Linked DNA regions of Homo sapiens: region 2 is linked to region 1. The links are chromatin contacts, found by Hi-C or POLR2A ChIA-PET in ENCODE. All regions are on one chromosome and are shown on one strand. Each heading gives the region's core, a stretch centred on a gene start or an enhancer-like site at or near the end of the contact. The rest is flanking DNA. Distances are from core to core; before and after follow the strand shown.

Region 1 (2,700 bases), core at 16-2,515:
GGCTGAGACAGGAGAATCGCTTGAACCCGGGAGGCGGAGGTTGCAGTGAGCTGAGATTGCGCTATTGCATTCCAGCCTGGGCAACAAGAGCAAAACTCCATCCAAAAATAAATAAATAGGCCAGGCGCGGTGGCTCACGCCTGTAATCCCAGTACTTTGGGAGGCCAAAGTGGGTGGATCACGAGGTCAGGAGATCGGGACCATCCTGGCTAACACGGTGAAACCCCATTTCTACTAAAAATACAAAAAACTTAGCCGGGCGTGGTGGCAGGCGCCTGTAGTCCCAGCTACTCGGGAGGCTGAGGCAGAATTGTTTACCTGGGAGGCAGAGCTTGCAGTGAGCCAAGATCGGGCCGCTGCACTCCAGCCTGGGCGACAGAGCGAGACTCCGTCTAAAAATAATAATAATAATAATACCTAAAATAAAATAAGTAAATAAAAATAAAATCAAGCAGATTAAGCCAGGCGTGGTGGCTCATGCCTGTAATCCCAGCACTTTGGGAGGCCAAGGTGAACGGATCACTTAAGGTCAGGAGTTCCAAACCAGCCTGGCCAACATGGTGAAACCCTTTCTCTACTAAAAATACAAAATTAGCTGGGCATGGTGGCAGTCGCCTGTAATCCCAGCTACTCGGGAGGCTGAGGCAGGAGAATCACTTGAACTCCAGAGGCGGAGGTTACAGTGAGCTGAGATTGCGCCATTGCACTCCAGCCTGGGCAAAAAGAGTGAAACTCTGTCTCGAAAATAAAATAAAAGTCAAGCAGATTGGAGTCAAAGTCCTAGCTCTGTGCTTGACTTGGTGTGTCACCTAGGTATGTTACTGGACCTTTGTGGCCCTCACTTTCCTCATGTGTAAAATTAGGGTGAAAATGCCTACTTGTGAAAGTAGCTATAAGGATAAAATTCGATAATGGATGAAAGCAGAGACTTCAGTATGGTGGGTGAGATACTTGCAGGGTCCTCTCTATCACACAACTAGATTCTGTGTAAAACAGAATTTTCAAATTATATTGCTTGGTACATAGAAGCAAAGGAAATCAGTGGGGGTGGGGAGGGGCGAAGAGAAAAGGCGGAGCTGAAAGCAGAACCCTGAGTGGCAAGCACAGAAAAGGCAGCATTTCGCAGAGGACCAGTGCTGGCAATGTCACTGAGCTAGAGAGACCAGACTATTCCTCCAAACCCCTAAAAGGAGGGGTACCTGCAGCTAAGATTCCAGAGACCCGGCTGGGCGCAGTGGCTCACGCCTGTAATCTCAACACTTTGGGAGGCCGAGGCGGGCGGATCACTAGGTCAGGAGTTTGAGACCTGGCCAACATGGTGAAATCCCGTCTCTACTAAAGATACAAAAAATTAGCCGGGCGTGGTTGCAGGCCCTGTAATCCCAGCTACTCGGGAAGCTGAGGCAGGAGAATCGCTTGAACCCAGGAGGCGGAGGTTGCAGTGAGCTGAGATCACGTCATTGCACTCCAGCCTGGGCAACAGGGAGAGACTCCGTCTAAAAAAAAAAAAAAGTTTCCGGAGACCGTAGGTTAAACTAGGATCCTAGGAGCTAAAGCAGTAAATTGCGCCACCTGGCTTTCAACAGAGGCAAATGCAAATACTGCCTAGAGGAAAATATGCACAATTTAGGCCCGTAGGTATTCCCTAGATTAATTAATATCAATAAAATATTAGATCACAATTGAAGGTGCACAGAGAAACGTAATCCATGAGTGAAGTCAGCAGAAACAAAAAATACAGATTTAGGACCCCCCACAAAAGCAACTGAGATATTGGAATTATTAAATAATTGGAAGTCACTATAAATCAAATGCTTTTTAAAAAAAGATGAAAAATTTTAAAAACCAAACAATAATAGAATATCAAAAACCAACCATGTAGCTGGGTGTGGTGGCTCACGCCGGTAATCCCGACACTTTGGGAGGCTGAGGTGGGAGGATCACTTGAGTCCAGGAGTTGGAGACCAACCTGGGGAAATGTTGAAACCCCGTCTACAAAAAAATATAAAAAATTAGCCGGACGTGGTGTCATGCGCCTGTAGTCCCAGCTACCTGGGAGGCTGAGGTGGGAGGATCACCTGAGCCTGGAAGGTCGAGGCTGCAGTGAACTGAGATCGAGCCACTGCACTCCAGCCTTGGTGACAGAGTGAGACCTTGTCTCAAATATATATATATAGATAGATAGATAGATAGATAGATATAGATATACAGATATATATATATATATAGATAGATAGATATAAAACATTCAACAGATGGCTGGGCATGGTGGCTGGAACCTGTAAACCCAGTGACTAGGGAGGCTGAGGCAGGAGGACAAGGCCTGGTGTTCGAGACCAGCCTGGGTGACAGAGCAAGACTCCGTCTCAAAAAAAATTTAAAAAAAAATCAACGAATGAATTGAATGATAGATTTGTCTGAAAACAGAACTAGTGACCAGTATGAGAGGACTGAAAGAAAAACAGAACGTGCAGTTCTGGGAGATGATGAGAAGGCTGAGAGTGAGAAGGTCTAACAGGTCTAATCAGATTCCCAGAATGAGAGGATAAAGAGAATAGAGAAGAGGCAATATTATGCCAATGGATAATCTTGAAGACTTTCTCAGAATCGATGCAAGAAATGAATCTACAGATAAAGTATCTAGCCCAGTGTCTGGTATCTGGTGGATGTTTGGAGACTGTCTGTTCCTTCCCCACTTAG
Region 2 (2,700 bases), core at 37-2,536, 130 kb after region 1:
GACGGATTCTCACACTCTGTTGCCCAGGCTGGAGCGTAGTCGTGCAGTCTTGGCCTACTGCAACCTCTGCCTCCTGGGCTCAAGTGATCTTCCCGCCTCAGCCTCCCAAGCAGCTTGAGAGAACAGACATGTGCTACCTCGCCCGGCTAATTTTTGTATTTTTAGTAGAGACGGAGTTTTACTACATTGAGCAGGCTGGTCTCGAACTCCTGACCTCAAGTGATCCGCCCACCTCGGCCTCCCAAAGTGCTGGGCGTGAGCCACCGCGCCCGGCCGAAAGATTGGTTTTAAAAACGAGTATTTTGAGATGATGAGAAAACGAGAGGGTTTCTGCCAGTTGTCCTTTCTCCCAGTGAAACAGGATTAGAGATTCTCTTTAATGACAGTAAAATTTGGTGATTGTGACATTTCCAAGTTCTGTTGATTGATTCATCATCTTCCCTCCATCATACACGTCTAAGGGCAGAGTGAACTTCCATCCTGAAGGCTCCGCGCTTAGTTTTCGCAGATTAATAGCTCACCAAGAATTTATCATCTTTTCTTTCCACTAACTCGAAACCAATCTAAATTCTTTCCAAACATCTTCTCAACGTAGTCTCCTTTGATGAAATTTACTGTTTCGGATTCTAGACTTGGCTCTTACCAACTTAACTTTCGGTTAATAGCTTAATACCTCTGATTCAGGTTTTTGCATTTGTCAACTACCATTGAATGATAATTTCAATGAGTTCGTTCTTATGAGGATCAAATGAAATAACATCTGTGAAAACCTCTTACAAAGTTTAAGCAAATAGTGCTAAGCAATCACCAAGCGTTAACTACTAATTTTCAGTGTTAGGTAAATTTTAAAAGCTTTCCGGAGAATTGGCGTCCTGCACACCAGTCTCGTTCCAAAATAATGCAGGCGGGGGCTGGGGTGGGGGCGCTCCTCTCGGACTGAGGCTATGTCTTTCGCTCCTTTTGTCTTTTCCAGGCATTAGAACTGTCATGGCGCCTTCAAGAAGAGGTAGGAGGCCCTCTCTGCGTCCAGCAGAACCATCTGGGGCACCTGGACCGGGCGGTGGGGTGGACAGAGAGACGAGCCCCAGCTGGGACCGAAAACATCGACCCCTCCGAGAGGTCTCGGCCGGACCGGCGCAAGGGGAGGAGAGCGGGTGGAAGCCCACCCCAGCGAACGCCCGAGGGCCGGGCCCCGCCCACCCAGAACGTCACCCAATGGAAACCTGCCGGCGGTGCGGCACCGCCCATCGTTGGTCCGGGCGCCGCGAGGGCGGGGCCCGCAGTTCGGTTGCGCTGCGGAGCGCAGCTGTGAGGGAGTCGCTGTGATCCGGGGCCCCGGAACCCGAGCTGGAGCTGAAGCGCAGGCTGCGGGGCGCGGAGTCGGGAGGTGAGCGCCCAGGGAAAAGAGGGCCCGGGAGGGAGGGGTTCGCGAGAGGACGGAAGGATCGGCCTCCGAGGCCCGGGACGGTGGGACCCGCCAGTCGGGTGCTGAAGGCGGCCCTGCTCACTCAGTAGCCCAGGCCCGATCGGGCCCTGCCTGCTGGAGCCGAGGGGCCGCTTCGGCCCCGCAGTCGCTGCTTAGCCCTCCCTGGCGTCTCTGGCTTGGCGGCGGCGCCCCGGGATTCTGCGGGCGCGGGTCGGGAGGCCCTGGCGTTCGCTTGGAACTCCGGCTGCGAGAGGCGGGGCCCGGCGGGTGGGGGCGGGGGCGGGGGCGGCGGTCGCGGCCCGGCGGCCTGCGGAAGCTCGGCGGCCTGGCCTGGCCTGCTCGCGGGGAGGTGCGCAGACTGCGCGGGGGCGTGGCCTGCGCCCCTGACTGCGCTGTCGGTCCGGCCTTTGATGAGGTGGCCGCCGCTGGCTCCCTGGGCCCCAGCCTGGTTCCCGCGCGGGCCGCGGCTGCCTTCCAGACGCAGGGCATGCGACCTGTTGGAGTGTGAAATTCTAGGGGCCGGGTTCCTCCCCAGAGCGGTTTTATTTCCGACTGGACTGTGCTGCGGGTCTCAGAGGCCCTCTGGTCCGTTCAGGGTGAGGACAGCTGAGAGGCCTGGGCCCGTGAGCTCTTGCAGAGGAGTTGACACGCAGAGGGGCTGCTGTCCAATAAACGAAAGTGTCGGGGAAAAACTTTGCAGGGCGATCTGCATTACTCCAAAGTGAACACACTGCATGTCTCAGGGTGGCTGGAGGCGGCGAGAATCCCCTTATGGGAGTATATGAGCTTTTCCATGTGTTATCTCTTTAAAACCTCTCAGCGGCTCCGAGACAAAACTCCCAGTGTCGCAGAGGTTTCTTCATCAATAGGAGTAGTGCTGGAGAATCTTGGGCACTGCCCTCATTTTGCCTGCGAAGGAAAAATTAGGAAGGGATAAAAAGTCACAAAAATTAGGAAGGTGGGGGGGATAAGCAAATTCCAAGGGCATCTATCTCTGATGAAGGGTTGGTGTCTCCTGTGGTGCCCTACTGTGGATTAGTTATTTGTGTCCTCGGTCCAGAAGTTTCTCTGGAGCCCATTGGCTACAGCTTTCCTGTATTAGAATTCTACTGTTATTTCCTACTGTAGTCTGGCTGGGAATTTTATTTAGTTGTTCAGATTTTAGATGCATTCAGTGAATGCAGCTGCTCAAGGAAGTAACTAATAGTGTCTTACCATTTTCTTAGCTACTTTTCAGAAGAAGGAACATGATCTCTAACAGAAGTTTTCTGGTA

The links. Hi-C counts contacts between places; a loop is a spot of excess contacts on that map. ChIA-PET counts read pairs that join two places held with the same protein, here RNA polymerase II (POLR2A). Pooled maps may share reads with other maps.
Region 2: a loop to region 1 is called in a pooled map, with 4 times the contacts of the local background. The contact joins the promoter of NRBP1 here to the enhancer-like site in region 1. A Hi-C loop is called at or near these places in 6 of 50 pooled maps. POLR2A ChIA-PET finds 5 or more read pairs at or near these places in 6 of 52 experiments (HepG2, OCI-LY7, RWPE1 and 3 more).

The regions. Positions count from the first base shown.
Region 1 is chr2:27,302,051-27,304,750 of GRCh38, forward strand. All of the region lies in intron 3 of TRIM54 (tripartite motif containing 54), which reads left to right. Among named protein-coding and RNA genes, the nearest start is that of UCN, 5.0 kb to the right of the region's middle. Within about 2 kb of position 1,266, at least 8 of the 41 ENCODE cell types and tissues checked have a DNase peak (open chromatin) inside an H3K27ac peak, as active enhancers do; they include OCI-LY7, where a contact is called at or near this core.
Region 2 is chr2:27,427,345-27,430,044 of GRCh38, forward strand. It overlaps NRBP1 (nuclear receptor binding protein 1), which reads left to right and starts at 1,287. Exons shown (of 18, transcript NM_013392.4): 1 at 1,287-1,387. RefSeq lists a silencer at 1,655-1,804.